2 separate regions of the Homo sapiens genome follow, and region 2 is linked to region 1. Evidence: read pairs that join two places in POLR2A ChIA-PET (ENCODE). Cell type or tissue: MCF 10A. All regions are shown on one strand. Links, peaks and the distances in the headings refer to the core of each region. The heading gives the core; the rest is flanking DNA.

Region 1 (8,903 bases), core at 257-8,256:
GATGAAGTGGACACACAAAGCTCTAGAGGTAGTAAGACACCATTAAAGACATTATTAAGCAGATTAAGGAGCTTGGACTATATCTGGAGATAAGCAGGAAGTCATTTGGAATTTTTAGCAGAAGAGGGACTTGATCAGAATAAAATTTAGGCACGATCCTTCTGCCAGCAGGATAGAGAATAAATTTGTGTACTACTAAGGAGTGCTTGCATGTCTAAATTAAGTATGGAAGGAAGGCGTGATGGTTAATACTGAGTGTCCACTTGATTGGATTGAAGGATGCAAAGTATTGATCCTGGGTGCATCTGTGAGGGTGTTGCCAAAGGAGATTAACATTGAGTCAGTGGGCTGGGAAAGGCAGACCCACCCTTAATCTGGGTGGGCACCATCTAATCAGCTGCCAGCGCAGCCAGGATATAAAACAGCCAGGAAAACATGAAAAGGTTAGATTGGCCTAGCCTCCCAGCCTATGTCTTTCTCCTATGCTGATGCTTCCTGCTCTCGAATATCAGACTCCAGGTTTTTCAGTTTTGGGACTCAAACTGGCTCTCCTTGCTCCTCAGCTTGCAGACGGCGTATTGTGGGACTTTGTGATCATGTGAGTTAATGCTTAATAAACTCCCCTCTATATGTATCTCTCTATACTATTAGTTCTGTCCCTCCAGAGAACCCTGACTAATACAAAAGGTTACAACCTAATTCAAGCTCCCACGTCACTGCAGTGCCAGGGCCCTCCCTGTGCCAGACTCTGTTGGTTGACTCATCAACCCTTCCCTCCTTTGCCCACATCCCAGAGACTTAAGAACCCAGATGCTTGTTTTCCCAGCCATTTGGCAAGGGGTAGCCATGTGACTCAGTGTGGCTGCAGGCTTCTGGGAGAGAGTTTAACTTGTTGATAATGGGAGAAGCTCACTAGGAGGCTGTGTAAGAAGCTGACATCTGGACCCATCTTTTAACCGTGAAGTCACAGACGTAAGGATGAATGCCTGCATGGAGCAAAAGGATGGAAAGAGCCTGGGTTTCAGATGACAGCATTCCTCTAAACCAATGGGGCCTAGCCACCCCCGCATGGCTTGTTAAGCAAGCAGTAAATGTGCCTCTGGTTTAAGCCACTGTTGGTTATGTCTTCCGTTGCAGCAGAAAACATCCCTAGGAAAGTCACATGCATTAATGCAAGTGACTTGCAATTTTCTATTTCATTTTGACTGTGTATGCACTGCCTGGATTCTTCAAGCAAGAGAAGGACATTTCTATAGTGCATCTGTTATGGTGACAGGTTACAAGACAGAGCTCTGTGAAGCTCCTGCTCCCTTTGGGATGAAAGCGTGCATGTGCAGCACCTGCTCTGGACAGGACAGAGGAGGTCTGGTGGATTCCTTCAGCCGTGGCTCAGTTTCTTTCTGCTGACCCTTGGCATGGCATGAAACAAAGTCCATTTGGCCTGTGATTTCATCTGAGACACCCGCAGTCATAGTAGAGAGAATCATGAAATTTTTTTATTACATGATTTCTTAAAATCATAATAAGACTTTATGTTTGGAGAAAAATATTACAACATACTTTTCCTTCAAGCAATTTATGTTAATAGAAGAGTGTCCTAAAGAAAAGATTAAACACAGCAGTGGAGCCTGTTATATTTTTCTCAGACAGACACAGCCCTTTTATTGAAATTCTAATGAAATATATACCCATAAAAATGCTCCCCCTGCCACCACTTAAATGGTATTCGCATGTACAGCATACCCATGCCAACAGCCACTGATTAACATGTCATCTGAGGTCTGCCATCACCTGACAGGATAAAGCTAATCCGAATCGACTACCTGCCGCATTTTTATGACACGCAGCTATTGAAAAGTACAGGAATAATTAACTGGAAATGTAATAAGAGGAGGCTCTCTCTGAGCTCGGGGCTGTCACAGAGCGTAACACCTGATATGGCTTCCCTGAGTGCCAGGCCCACTGCAATAACACTTTTTAATGCTACTTTCTGAAGAAACGAGTGACTCAAGTCGTCCATCAGGGCAATTCGTTGTGAGGAGAGCATGACAGCTGTGGCAGGTATAAAACAGAGGTGCCTTGTTCCACTGAGTGACACTAATTACGGGTAAGAGCTTTGTAAACACGCCTCTCTGTTCGGAAGAAGTGAACAACATAGAGTAAAGCACCAGCATAACCAAAATGACGTCTATAAATAAATAGGAAAGAACGGCACTTTTCTAATTGAATGCAGATAGGTAAATAAATCAGGGGGCACTTAAGCCCATTTTAGATACAATGAGTCATTTTCTACTCTCCGACAAAGTGAATGGCAATTGGCTCTTGGAGTTTACCCAGATGTAGCATGCTGGAAAGAAGGATTTCCACTTCCACAGCTGCTATCTCAATGAAGTGGGTATGTATTTGTATTATAACACACAGATGTGTGTGCATACATGGGTTTGTGTGAAACACCCTCTCTACTTAGCAATAGGTTTTATTTTTACAACGTCGTTTTAGGCAATGGTTTGGTACTCTGAATGCACTTAACTAGAGGTGAAGTGATACATGTGTTGATCCTTTACCCAGGCTGGCCCACAGATATAAACCCACGGGCAGACCGATCAATAGGCTTTTGGGGGCGAACGTGATAACCTACCCTCACCTGTTGTCTTGGTTAGCATTGCATTCAGCTACAAGTGAGATAAAACCCAAAGGAATCACTTGAATAAGTTCCTTTATGTGTCATGTAAAAGTACAGGTAGATGGCCTAGGGCTGCTGTGGTACTCCTGGGGCAGGGAGACAGGCTGCCCCTGGTGTGTGGCTTTGCTACACGGAGTGCTGTGTTTCGGCCACAGGATGAGAATTGACAAAGGGCACACACACACTGTTTCTTAATTAGGTTTCTGGATGCTGCCACATGGCACTTGTCGTCAGCCGGAGCTAAGTCACACGGCCGTCTGTGGCTGCAAGGGAACTGACAGTGTGTCTCCTTTCCTGGGGGTTAACAGTGTTATCACCATAAAGAAGGGCAACATGGACACTGGGAAACAACCAGCAACTCTACCACACGTGATTATATAGCGGAGGAAGCTGTTCTGTAACAAGTAATAAGACAAAAATGCCAAGGGCCCTGGCACACACTCACTTTCCTCTTTCTTTTTTCCCTGCATCCCTCGCTAAAGCCACAGAAGGAGTTACCTGGTGTGGGTCAAGAAACAAATGCTAAATTGAAGAATATTTCCCACTCTCCAGAGAGAGTTAAGGGAAGGCTGTGTTGCTGGCTTCTTAAATCTCACCTTGCTGATGTCCAAATTCTACAGCACATCTTTCTTCAGCATGGATCTAGATTCTTATTTGAAAAGCAGCTTCCTCTGGGAATAACTTTCAATGTCCATCAGATTTTTACATTTTCATTTGAAAGGGTTTCTGAGTTTCCTTTCTTTTCTTGCAAGCAGACGTCTTTACTGGGAGAAAATCAGGTTGGACCTGCCCATATAACTTGTTGAAGATGAAGGGAGGTATAGTAAATTTGGTATTTAAGTGTTTGTATGATTTATTTAGGATTTTGCTGTTTGCAGTCATTGGATAAGAATTCTATTAATCTGGATTTTTTTAAAGAAAAATTTTTTTCGTGGGTCTTTTTTCACTTAAGCAATGAAGAAAAAGAAAATAAAATTACTCTCAATCCTTCTTTTCCTTTTCCTGCTAGGCTTTTATCTCTCTGCTTTAGAGATGCGTGACTTCGTGTGCATGGATGTATGTCACTTAGCACATGCTCCTGGGGAACACGGAGTATATGCATTGGAGTTCTTCAATGTACAAGAACTAAGTAAATACAGTATTGTGCCAGAAGTTAACTGTGGAGGCAAATGCTTGGAATAGCATTTAGTACCACTCTACACAAGTCAGAGCTTTTATTAAGGAATTCTTGGAAGTGGCTGTGGTTCATGAAAGAAAGGAAAGATCTTTAAAGTGAAAGGAAAGGGTATTTTGGGGTGTTATGGGTGGTGTAAGGTGGGTGGGGGCAGAATTTAAACTCATATCATTGGATTTAGTATGTGCTTATTGATAGCAGAGGAAGAGGCCAGTGTGGAAAAAAGAGCCCGAGTTTTGGGGGTTCTACAGTGAAGGAGCTGGTAGCCTTCACTAAGCACCTACTGTATGTCATGCATTGTCTGAGGCATCTTGCATACACACTTTTTTTCAGTCTGCACAACAACTGAAGTCCAAAAGAAATGAAGGACCATGGTCAAGGTCATGTCCTCTGACAATCAGAACGGGGGCTTAAATATGCTCCGCTGACCTCACAGGCTCTGTCTACCTTATCATAAACACTGGGTTAAAACATAAGGAGAAGAGCTGCTAAGCTGGTTTAACTGGGGACTCCTGCTCACACGACTCTCAGATCTCCCACTGTCCCACCTGTGGACCCCAACCATCACACATTCCCCAGCTGAGGCAGCTGCTGTGTCTCTGGGACTTGACACGGCCACTTGTGGCTGGAGAGACCACTGATGGTGTGCGGTCAGCATCAGGACCATTAGTGGTTCTTGGATATCACTGTTGGTCACCACTTATTAGCAGATGGGACAGGCCGGGAGCTCTGGTGGTTAACCAAAGCATGTTGTTTTCTTTTTAGACTTTGCCTTGATTGCCAATTAGCCAGAACTTTTGTTTTGCTTTTAAGTCACGAACATCCCAGCTGTCGAAGTCTTTCTTTCCCCAGCATCTGCAGCCGTCCTGCCTGGGGCCATGAGCTCATCTGATCTCTTACTCCAAGCTGCCTTACATTTGACCTGGTCTTGGCCATGACACTGTCAATGAAAGACCAAGTGGTAAAGTGGTATTTGTGAGTCAGTCCTCCCTCTGAGTCAGAAATGAAACAATGCCTCAGCATGTTAGAGGGAATATAGAGCCATCCTGAGATGAAGCCTGAAGGATTCTTCCCCCTTAGTTCTTTGAGGTGCAAAGTGACTTGGTATACGTATTGGGGAGTTGTTAATAGGGGTGAGGAGAACCCCTCAGGGCAGCCAGATGCATTCTCATTTTTCCTTCTTTCTTTTCCCCTCTCCTTTCTTTTCTTCTTTCTGACTTTTTACTTCTTTCAAAATATAGGAGCTAATCATTCAGGAGAATTTGTTTCTCTTTAATATTTTGATCAATGAATTTATTCCCAATTTAAATTCTGTCATTTGTAAAACTGTGGTAGGTGGAAAAAACACTGGATAGGGTGGGAAAGAAGGAAGAAAAAAATCCCAAACCCAAAACGAAACAAACAAACAAAAACCCAAAAAAGCGAATACACACACAAAACAAATAAAAAAAAAAAAGCTTTAAGTACTGGCTGGATAAAGAGATAGTTGAGATATGTTAAGCAAATCACAATCTCTTTGAAGCTGCATTTCCTCAAAAGAAATATGAAGACAGCCAAACTTGTCTTACCTCCCCTATAAGAGCGTTGTCAGAGACACTAATGAAATAATCTGTGTGAAAGTACTTTGTAAATCCGTGCATTTACGGCCAATTGATTTTTGACAAAGATACCAAGAACACACAATGGGGAAAGGACAGTCTGTTCAATAAAGGGTGTTGAGGAAACTGGATATCCATGTACAGAAGAACGAAATTGAACTCTTATTTCATACCATATACAAACATCAGCTCATGATCATTTAAATACTTGAACATCATACCTGAAACTGTAAAACTACTAGAAGAAAACATAGCAGGAAAACCACACAACACTGGTCTAGGCAATGATCGTTTGCATTGGACCTCAAAAGCTCAGGCAATGAAAGCAAAAATAGATAAATAGGATTACATCAAACTTAAAAAGCTTCTGTACATCAAAGAAAACAATCGACAGAGTAAAGAGACAATATACAAATTAGAAAAAATATACTGGTAAGGCACATATCTGATAAGGAGTTAACATCCAAAATATATAAGGAACTCAAACAACTCAATAGCAAGGAAACAAATAACCTGATTTAAAAAATAGGCAAAGGCCCTGAAGGGACATTTCTCTAAACATGACATACAAATAGCCAACAGATATATGAAAAAATGCTCAACATCACTAATCATCAGGGAAACACGAATTAAAGCCACCATGAGGTATCATCTCATACCGGTCAGAATGACTATTCTCAAAAGATGAAAGATAATAAGAGTTGGTGAGAATGTGGAGAGGGAACAGTTGTGCACTGTTGGTGGGAATGGAAATGGGTACAACCACTGTGAAAAACCATATGGAGATTCCTCAAAAAGCTAAGAATAGAATTACCACATGGTCCACAATCTACTTCTGGTTATATATCTAAACAATTGGAAATCAGTATGTTGAAGAGATATTGGCATTTCCATGTTTTTGTAGCATTATTCACAATATCCAAGTTATACAATCAACCTAAGTTTACATCAGTGAATGAATAGATTAAAAAATAGGGTATCTATCCACAATGGAATGTTATTCAGCCTTTAAAAAGAAATTCTGTCATTTTCAACAACATGGATGAACCTGGAGGACATTATGGTAAGTGAAATAAGCCAGGCACAGAAAGACAAATACTACATGTTTTAGATTCACTTATATGTTGAATCTAAAACAGTCAGACTCACAGAAGCAGAGAGTACTGTGGTGGTTACGAAAGGCAGAGAGTGGGGGAAATAGGGAGATGTGGTCAAAGGGTACAATATTTCAGTTAGACTGGAGGAATAAATGGAATTTGAGGTAATAGATAAGCTAATTAACTTGATCCAATCATTCCACATTGTATACATATAATATCACTTTGTGCCCCATAAATATATATAATTTTTCAATATGTAATAACACTTAAAAAATAGAAAGTGCCTTATAAAACGTGTAGTCTGTCACAAGCATAGTTAGCAGTTTGTGTTCTGGGTTGGTACTGGTCTGGGAGCAATCATTCCTAGTGGTGTGTGATGGGAAAAATAGTTTTTGTCAGTGATTCTCCACTGGGGGAAGCTTTGTTTGACCCCAGGGATATTGGCAATGTCTACAGACATTTTTAGTTGTAACCACTGAGGGGCAGGGTGCTACCAGCATCTAGTAGATAGGGGCCAGGGATGCTGCTGAACATCCTGTAATGCACAGAACAGCCCTCCACAACAAAAAATTATCTGACCCCCAATGTCAATAGTCCTGAGGCTAAACACCTCTGATTTATTTTAATAAACCTCAGCTAAAAAAAAACTTACTGTAGGACAGAAATAACTGTAATAATAAGATTACTTATTGCACGGAGGTTGAATAAAGCAGCGCAACTAACTCATAGCTCAGTGCCTGGCATATGTTGCGTTCATAGCCTATTTCATGCTCAGTGTTCCCGTTATGGCTCTTTCTAGAATCCTTCCTACATATTTGCAGTCCTTCATCATCAACCCTTCCTAATTTTACATGAGTCAATGTTCATATTGCTTTGGCTGCCTACACACCAGTTTTCTTTTTGAGAATTTCTTCCCTCCAATCATTGTGAGGCCTTGGTGGCAACATAAATCCAGATGCCTCTCTAAGGAAGCAAAAGAGGCCACATCCTTTTCCCTGCCCCAGCCCAGCTAGGTGGTGGGCATATGACCTGACATTGGCCAAATAATTTCTTCCAGGGTGTTGACTCTTGAGTGGAAGAAGTGATAAAAACATGCAGCAGTTTGCTGACCTCAGGGTTCCTGCTTGAGTTTATTCCTCTGGGGCCTGCTTTCAAACTCCATAGAGCCTCTTGGTTCCTGTCTTTTTCAGGGCCTCTTTTCAGCCTCCTGCGGACTCAGCAGGGCTCCCACAGCATTCAATACATTTCCAGAGTTTGTTCTGTTGCTTGCAGCCAAAACTCTTGACTGATCACTTGCCCACCAATGACCCAATGCATAGAACAATAGCACTCTGTATTGTGTCTTTTGGTAGAGGGGCTGGGGATGGAGGCATGGATTTGTAGCCTAACAAAACAGCAAAGAGCTTCTAATTGTAATTTTCCCACTAGCACTGCAGGAATATTAAGTTCTAAGTTCTTTATTGAAGTAAAAGTTGAATCTTCTTCCTCCAGCCAGGTCCTTATCAATAAACATAAATTAGCAAAGTGTTTTAGCTCTTCCCTTGTGGTGAACCCTTTACATTTGGCTAATAGAATTGGGCAACAATATGACTTAAAATATTGATTTAAGCAAATTCTCAGAAGTACATAGTATACTTATTGTAAAATATACATTTGAAGCTATCTTTTTTCATCCCATTTTACCTTTAGTGTTTGCCAAACCCTATTTTAATATCTGTATAGAATGGAAACTTACATTTTGTGTCCATCTGGGAATAGTCCAGCCAAGCAATGGCACTGGCTAGTGATAAGCACAAAAAAGAGAAATTAACAAATTAATTAATACTTATTTTTAATTTAGGTTGTTTCTCTGGACCTGAAGTATGACTGTTAGAAAAAGAAAAATCTGATAAGCTTCACTTCCTGTTTTGAAAAAAATAGTAAGAAATCACATGTGTTTAGTGGCTTAAAATATTTTAGTCATTTTTAAGTTTGCAAAATAGATTGTGCATATGCCTTTTCTCTTTATAAATATATACCTGTGAAACTCAAGTGCATGAGAGATTTAAACAGCTTTTATTTTTCAAAGGCACGAAAGACAATATTTGGAACAGAAATAAGAAATAGAATTGCAATTCTTGATTTTGTCACTAATTCTCAATAGATAACACTAGCAGTTTTCCAAGTTTAGATTGAATTGTATGAGCTGTAATTAATAGGTATTTGTAAAATCAAATTATGTGTTTATACATGCCTGTAGCAGTAGTTACCATCCTCATCGTCCTTGGGTAGAGGTACACACACATGAAAATCGGAAAAACAAGCTTAGCAAATATTTTTAAATAAAATCATTAAGTCTCTGATGAAGC
Region 2 (8,903 bases), core at 280-8,279, 390 kb after region 1:
ACCTGTAATCCCAGCACTTTGGGAGGCCAATGCAGGTGGATCATGAGGTCAGGAGTTCGAGACCAGCCTGGCCAACATGGTGAAACCCTGTCTCTACTAAAAATACAAAAATTAGCCAGGCGTGGTGGTGTGCGCCTGTAGTCCCAGCTACTTGGGAGGCGGAGGCAGAAGAATTGCTTGAACCCGGGAGGCGGAGGTTGCAGTGAGCAGAGATCACACCACTGCACTCCAGCCTGAGCAACAGAGTGAGATTCCCTCTAAAAAAAAAAAAAAAAAAAAAATCCATAGTGTGGTGTTCTCACATTTGATTAACATATTATGACTTTTTGATGTCTGAGTAATTGATTCTTATTACCATTGAAACCAGAGATGGGAGTGATGGAAATGACCTACAGAAGGATTAAATCTACCCACTGCAAGGGCTGAACTAATTGAAGCAATTCTATGTGCTTACTTCATATTAGAAAATGAGCAAACCCGGCCGGGCGCGGTGGCTCACGCCTGTAATCCCAGCACTTTGGGAGGCCGAGGCGGGCAGATCATGAGGTCAGGAGATCGAGACCATCCTGGCTAACATGGTGAAACCCCATCTCTACTAAAAATACAAAAAATTAGCCAGGCATGGTGGCAGGTGCCTGTAGTCCCAGCTACTCGGGAGGCTGAGGCAGGAGAATGGCGTGAACCTGGGAGGCGGAGCTTGCAGTGAGCCGAGATGGCGCCACTGCACTCCAGCCTGGGCCACAGAGCAAGACTCCGTCTCAAAAAAAAAGAAAAGAAAAGGAAAGAAAAGAAAATGAGCAAACCCTTCATCTCCTCCTCATCATTACTAACACCAACATTGTCTGACATTTTTGTCCACCTAGAAATTGTATTCATGATTTCTTAAAACATAAGTTACTCACTAATCCTCATTCACCTCTCAGGATATACTTGGGAAATTTTCAAGTAGTATCACACACTGTTGCTTTTTCTTATTTTGCTTTTTTTTTCTTTTGAGATGGAGTTTCACTCTCGTTGCCCAAGGTGGAGTGCAATGGTGCGATCTTGGCTCATTGCAACCTCTACCTTCCAGATTCAAGCGATTCTCCTGCTTCAGACTCCTGAGTAGCTGGGATTACAGGTGTGCACCACCATGTCCAGCTAATTTTTTGTATTTTTAGTAGAAATAGGGTTTCACCATGTTAGTCAGGCTGGTCTTGAACTCCTGACCTCAAGTGATCTGCCGGCGTCGGCCTTCCAAAGTGCTGGAATTACAGGCATGAGCCACCGTGCCCAGCTTATTTTGCTTTTACTAATCGAGTGTTGAGACTTGGATGACAGTGTAGGCCCTAAGGTGCTATATAGCTCATTGTCCCTGGTGATTCAAGGCTATTTTTTGCCAAAACATGGCAGGGAGGAAACCCAGGGAAGTGGACATTAGAAAACTTAGAAAAAGATTTGTCTCTATCCGACTGCAGTGGCTCACGCCTGTAATCCCTGCACTTTGGGAGGCTAAGATAGAAGGATTGTTTGAGGCCAGGAGTTTGAGACCAGCCTGGGCAACCTGGTGAAACCTCATCTCTACAAAAAATACAAAAATTAGCTGGGTATAGTGGTGTGCACCTGTAGTCCCAGCTACTTGGGAGGCTGAAATGGGAGGATCACCTGAGCCCAGGAAGTCAAGGCTGCAGTGAGCTGTGATTGCACCACTACACTCTAGCTTGGCATCAGAGTGAGACCCTGTTTCAAAAAATAAAAAAGAAAGAAAACGAAAAGCTTAGGAAACTGTTTGTTTCTGTATTGGTTTGTTAGCGATATCCCAACAACATACCGCAGACTGAGTAGCTTAAACCACAGAAATTCATTTCTCCAGTCTCAAAATTCTGGAGGGTGGAAGTCCAAGATCAAGGTGTCAGTGGGGTGATTCCTCCAGAGGGCTGTGCGGGGAAGAATCTGTTTCAGGCCTCTCTCCTTGGCTTGTAGATGGCCAACTTCCCCCTGTGTCCTTCCCCGGTCTTTCTTCTCTGCTGTGTCTGTGTCCTAATCTCCTTTTCTTTTTTTTTTTTTTTTTTTTTTTTATTATACTCTAAGTTTTAGGGTACATGTGCACATTGTGCAGGTTAGTTACATATGTATACATGTGCCATGCTGGTGCGCTGCACCCACTAATGTGTCATCTAGCATTAGGTATATCTCCCAATGCTATCCCTCCCCCCTCCCCCGACCCCACCACAGTCCCCAGAGTGTGATATTCCCCTTCCTGTGTCCATGTGATCTCATTGTTCAATTCCCACCTATGAGTGAGAATATGCGGTGTTTGGTTTTTTGTTCTTGCGATAGTTTACTGAGAATGATGGTTTCCAATTTCATCCATGTCCCTACAAAGGATATGAACTCATCATTTTTTATGGCTGCATAGTATTCCATGGTGTATATGTGCCACATTTTCTTAATCCAGTCTATCATTTGATTCCTAATCTCCTTTTCTTATGAGGACACCAGTCATATTAGATTAGGGCCCATCCATATGACCTCTCATTTTACCTTTAGTACCTCTTTTTTTTTTTTTTTTTTTTTTTTTTGAGATGGAGTCTTGCTTTGTTACCAGGCTGGAATGCAGTGATGCGACCTCAGCTCACTGCAGCTTCCGCCTCCCACGTTCAAGCGATTCTCGTGCCTCAGCCTCCCGAGTAGCTGGGATTACAGGTACACACCACCACGCCCTGCTAATTTTTGTATTTTTAGTAGAGACGGGGTTTCACCATGTTGGCCAGGGTGGTCTCGATCTCTTGACCTCAGGTGATCCACCCGCCTCGGCCTCCCAAAGAGCTGGGATTACAGGCATGAGCCACCATGCCCGGCCCCCTTTATTACCTCTTTAAATGTCCTGTCTCCAAATACAGTCACATACTGAGGTCCCGGAGTTAGGATTTCAACATATGAATTTGAGGTGGGACATGGGAGGAACAAAATTCAGCCCATAGCAGTTTCCTAAACTGAAGATTGCTTAAATATTAAAATCTTAAACAAAATCCTAACCAGGATGCAATGATTTGCCTTTGCAAAATCAAATCTCGAATTCCAGTGGGAGTTCTCTAAGGATCTGTAAAGCCTAACTGTGTTGGGCTGGTCTTTCTCAGGAAGAGACCTCCCTTGAGAATATTGTAGCTTGCAGACTGGTTCATTTATGAAGCTGAAAGCAGGCAAGAGAGGTGCCCAGGGTACAAATATAGGAAAGAGCTTGCTCTTGGCTGTCTGCATGCTGACCGTGTACTGTGCATTTGCACAATTCTGAGAGTGAATATCTCTTTAAATCTTGTGCCCTGAACATCTCTCTTGCTCCACGCTGGTCCTTGCACTTCTGTAGAGGAAGGCAAACAGTATTCATAAGTTGTAGTCGCTCTTTCAATGATGTTTTGGCAAACATCTAGTATTCAAGTGTTCTCAGAAGTTGATTGAAAGTGTGATTGTTAACACAGGCTGGGGGAAGGAATACGAAGGTGTCCTAAGTCATTTCCTTGTTAATAGTGACAGCCACTGAACCAGGAATAGATTTTGAGGTCCTTGTGCTGTATCTCTACATTTGTAACCCAATGTCATGCTTGCTTTTATTTGGCTGCATTCTTAGCCTTGATGCTAGATGATGACCTAGAGGACAGCCCAGGATTTGGGAAGGGATTCCATGCCTTGATTTGTGAATCCATAGCCAGGCTCAGAATATGCTGAGGTCTTTGGCACTGTGTCAGTGATATGATCCTCTCAGAAGTGTCCAGCTCTATTCTGAGAACGGAGCAGGCGCAGATGCACCTCATCTCTGCCAGTGGCTGTGGCTGTGAACTTTAGAAACCCATTCTGCTATTACAGAGCAGAACCCCAAGAGCTAGAGCAGATGATCCACACCTCTGGAGCATGCTGCTGTTCTAGCAACAGGCCGGAGCTGTCTAGACAGGAGAGAGCTTTCCTTCTTACCCCTGGCAGTCCTTGATCTGACCATGGAGGCAATGCTGTTTTCTTTCCAGAAGTGGCGTGGTTAGTGAGGCAGTGAATGTTGCTGTCTTTTAAGAGACCAGCTAGGACACCTAAGTCCCAGGCTTTCAGGATGAACATTTTAGTGCTCTGGCTCCCTGCTTTTGCCTAAGAACACGCACTTCCTCCAAGAACCTGCTCAAGCCCTCCTGGAGGAAGTCCAGATCAATGCTTCTACTCACTGTCCTCAGCTCAGTGCCTTGACATGAATTTGCAGAGCCTGATGAAATATTTTCTCATTCTGAGGGGAAAATCAAAGCCACCTCTCCCCTTCCATCTGACTATTCAAAATGTACCAGAATTTCCTTTAGAAGTTGATCTCTAAGGAGGTACAAAGCTACTTTTGCAATGAGCCCCCTTTTTAGTATTACGTGAAAGTTCCACCATTAATATTAGCAAAAATGAATTCTCTAGGGACATGGAGAGAAAGAAATTTTGGTTATAAGGTCAGTCTGCCTGTAACTTTCTCATTCTCTCACTCTATGTAAAGCAACAAGAAAAGTTGTAAGTTCAACATGGCATTAGTCTGTAGAGGCTCGTTTCAATACCACAAAGGCTACTTCCAGCTAAATTTTAATAATCTAAGGCCTTGCTGCTCAAAGTGGGGTCCCTTGACCCACAGCACCACCGGGGAGCCCTTTAGGAATGCAGAATCCCTGGCCCCACCTCAGACCTGCTTTTTAATAAGATTCTCAGGTAGCTCGCAAGCACATTAAGCTGTGAGAAGCACTGTTTTAGGAACTAATGAACCTTAAGAGATTCTGTCCAAAGACAGGAAGATTTGAATTATCTTCTCTACCCAGAAGCTGATAATTAACTTTAGCAGTTGTTAGAGGCGATGGTTTCTTCCTATCAAGTCCTTTTGCAGATGGTCCCTCTCTTATCCATTCTGTTTGAGACCCCTTCAGTTTGTAATGAAGCTTAATTGATTAGCTCTATTTGTGAAAAGCTCAGGCCCTAATAAGCACACTCCCACTGGGTACACAACTAAATAGTTTATGAGGTAATTCGTATTTTAATGTCTTTCCTAATGAGCCCTTTCAGTAATGAAATCCCCTGAGAAAACGTTATTGGTTCCCAGACGTTTCTTAGGCTCCTAGGGCAGGAAGGCTGATGAAGGTGGAAACATGAGGCTCTAGAGTAGAAAACAGTTTTCAGTTCAAAACAAGGCAGATTCTTTTCTTCCCCCTCAAGAAATATTTCAAATATGGCTTTTCATACCTTATTTTCTAAATCCTTATCTTCTCAATCATTTAGAAAAACTAGAAACAAGACTTTTTTTTTTTTTCCTGAGGCTGTTGTGGAATTCCTTTCCTCTGCAGTAAATAAATAATATGAGGGTTGCCAGTGTGTATGATGTTATACAAACAAGAAAGACAGATGGAGAGGAAAAGATACAGGGAGACAGAAATGTGTGCACACACACTTGTGTGCAAATACACACACAGCACCTGCTTGGTGCCTCAATGTTCTTTGTAAGTCTGTATTTAAATCTTCTCAGCATCATCACTTCTGTAATAGTTGATAAATGTGTCAATCCCTCCTCATTAAGGGTGAAGCCAAAATGAGTCCCATAATGAGAAAGAAGCATTTAGAATAGCAAAGTGGCTGAGCAACAAGACAGTTATCTGTAGCACAGCAGAATTCGATCCAAAGGGAGTTACAGCAAATTCCCTTTAAGTGAGGAAGGAAGCTGTGTCACAGGGGTTTGCTGGCAGCTGTCTGGAACCTGCAGTGGTGAAGGGACTCACCTTTCTGCTCCGAAGCTGAGCAGAGAGTAGACACACTCATTCTTGAGCCCTAATTTGAAGCCAGACAGCAGGCAAAGAAGACCAGTCCCAGCGTGTTTTTTTTCCAGTCTCTCCCTCTGAGAAAGCTTCAGACACCAGGCTGGGTTGGCCAGCCTGACACAGTGCCTGTCCTGTAAGTGATGGCAAAGCGTATCCTGACCCTACTTTACCTAACACGAAGATCAAAGCCTCCCAGCATGTAATGGATGCTGAAAAACAGCCTTTGTTTACCAGTCTTGCCCTTTAACTTGTTAAGGGCGCCCCTCCCCTGAAGAAACACACTTTCTCAGCTGGATGCAGGAGAGGGAACAGAATTGTGGAAGATGTCCTTAACAGGCCCTTCTAGAATCACTGCTCACGGTGGTGTCTCCATTCCCATAGGAGGAAAGCCAGAACCACAGGCCAGGGTCAATGAACGTATTCCAGCTGGGCCTGTGGCCATGTGGCTGGCTGCAGATTTTGCTTTGTTACCTGATGGCTTTGGATAAGCAGGATAAAAAATAATGACTTAATAGACCATGAGTTTTAATAACATGTCTGCAGGTCACTGGGAACAGGGACAGCATAGAGCTCATGTGTAGTGTTTTGCTTTGTTTTCTTGACAAGCAAAATGAGTTGTCTTCATGGGTACTGTATGCAAATCTAAATCTCTACAAGCCAAATTTTGTGGTAAATTCTGTGATCTGTGGGTATGTCAGGATTTTATGAATGAGACAAGCACATATATGTGTAGGACTTCTTTGAAATCCCAGTTATCACTCTAGCTGTCACTATGAGGAAGAACAATGTGTGGGCAAGGAAAAGCTCTTTGCTCAAAGCCAGAGCCAGCAATCTTGAGGACAGAGACAGCATTCTAAGTGTGATCCTGCTAAAACTAGAGAGAATGTGTCCAAGCCAAGGACGACGAATTACTAGAGCTCAGTGGTATGAAAAAAGAAGAATCTCAGAGTTCTGGAGAAAATTCTTTAAATACCCAGGGCAGGCTTTGTGGAGGTACCTTCATCCTTGAGAAGAGAGACTTCAGTATCTGTGGAACAAGTGAAGCTAGAACTTGGCATCGGAGCATAGTGCTGAGCAAAGAAGCCTCTACTCAGATAGATTTGAGTTACCACGGCATGCCAGTGAGGAAAAGCAGCCTGCACAGGCCCCAGCGTGCAATGAGGATTTTAAGATGGTTTGTAGGTCTTGGCCCTCCAGACAGTGAGTTTGCAAGCCTCTGTGAGATTCTGCCTGGAAAGGAATAAATGCAAGAGGGGAGGAAAATCTGAATGAAGTTTTTATTCTGGAGGGCTCTCCCAGTGTCGTAGCTGCTTTTGTGCAGGGACAGGGACAAAGAAAGCAACCAAAGAGTGGGTGGCTGGGATTTATGTATTTGATTGTCTCACTTAACAATCAATGAGGCTTTAATATTCTTGAAAGTTCAGGCTCCTACTAAAACTGCCTTGAGCCAACTGCAACTTGGATTTGTAAGCAGAATCCAAGCCTGACCTCCTAAGGTGTATGCTCCAACCCCTTATTCTCTGAGTGTTTCAGCATCTGTGAAAGCAGAGGCCTCAACCCAGAGTGGTAATTTCAGCAACTTTTCCAAACAACATTCTGGGCGAGACAAGTCAGCTCCTTCCCATTTACTTATGAGTTAATTAGTATTTAAATACAAGTCTCCAGGCCAGTGATTTATTTTAATAATATCTTAGCCCCTTGGCAGGCCCATGACTTCATGACTGCAGCAGTGGGGAAAGGGCACACCGCCCTGATGGATGTCTCAGTGCTGCATGTGGCTGATTTACAAGGCAGTCCTCTGATCTGAGTCACTCTTACTTCCTCTGCTGCAAACCCATTGAGTGGCACCCAGCGGTTGGAGCGTCTACTTGCTTAAAGTGACAGTTAAAAGAAGAGAGTGGGTTGAATACAAATAACGTGGATGAAATTATTATTGAACAAGAAATCACTGGATACTTCAAATTGTGAAGCAGTTGTATATTGGCCAAATAGGATCAGTTTCCATATGTTCATTGTCTGTTGCATTTATTAAAACAAAAGGCTATAGATGCTGGTTTTAAATCAGTCATCTGCATTTTATAGGTCTCATTACAACAATGTCCATAATGATGGAGTCAGCTGATTTTTTTCAAGACAATCTTTAAGGTTATTTTGTGTTTATTAGGTTGCTAGGGGTACCTAATACATCAGTACGAATAGAAGAAGTGTTTAATGCAGTTGCCAGATTTTTATGCAAGATAAATAGTTTTACATGTCTCAGAAGTAGAATCCAATTGGCCAAGAAGTTGGCCAAGAGCTGAAATTTGACATCATTCTTGGCAACTGATAGTTTTTTTTTTTAACGTGCATTATATAAAAAGCTCACTATATCTTTTCTAGATATAATATTAGACTGCAAATATAACTTTTAACAATAAATCAATATATGTAAATGATAAAGTATGTTTCCTAACTGTTGGTCACAGCAATAGACAACATTTCAAATGGAAATATGCATTTTTTCTTTTTTCCTTTAGTATTTTTGAAATGAGAATATATGTGGCATATCTTTATGTTGTAGAGCTCAGTGATACAACAAATACCTATGAGCCCAGCCCCCAGCCCCCAGCCCCAGAACCAGAGCATCACCAGTCATTTCTAACTGTCAGTGTGTTCCTTCCACGTTCCATCCTGCCTCGCCCTTGGGGTCGTCACTGTCCTGAAGTTGGGGCTCATCATCCTTTGGCATTTAAAAGGAGTTTTATCACAAATGTATGCATATCTTAACAATAAACTGGTTAATCTTGCTTGTTTTTGAGCTTTATATGAAATGGCATATAGAATGGAGTTGTCTGGGCTTGCTTTTTCACTTAACATTATAAATTTCTGACAAGAAAATTTGTGGATCTCATTTTAAGGAAGAGAATGGCCCCATATACAAATCATTTTTAACCTCTACTATAGATATGTGATACACAAGAAATGTAAGAAATACATGTAGAAGCTTAATACGAAATATATCACTTTTTTTATTAGAGTCAGAGATGCTTGCTGTTTCCATACTTATTGTATTTTAATTGGTAAAAGATGATTAAAACATATGAATTAAGCCTCATTTTGATGTTTCTG

The links. ChIA-PET counts read pairs that join two places held together with the same protein. Peaks named below come from ENCODE experiments on the same cell type or tissue, not always from the same donor. Only the 100,000 strongest peaks of a DNase experiment are listed, where the experiment ranks them.
Region 2: POLR2A ChIA-PET joins it to region 1 with 5 read pairs; 3 of 35 experiments call an interaction of 5 or more read pairs at or near these places.

What each region holds. Positions count from the first base shown.
Region 1 is chr7:28,353,924-28,362,826 of GRCh38, forward strand. It overlaps a transcript of CREB5 not described here. Among named protein-coding and RNA genes, the nearest start is that of CREB5, 54 kb to the right of the region's middle. RefSeq lists an enhancer at 4,551-5,145. In MCF 10A, for the core only: no CTCF peak of the experiment used is centred there; DNase peaks (open chromatin) are centred at 808 and 4,788.
Region 2 is chr7:28,741,806-28,750,708 of GRCh38, forward strand. The region is part of intron 7 of CREB5 (cAMP responsive element binding protein 5); the gene reads left to right. Among named protein-coding and RNA genes, the nearest start is that of TRIL, 210 kb to the right of the region's middle. In MCF 10A, for the core only: no CTCF peak of the experiment used is centred there; a DNase peak (open chromatin) is centred at 7,606.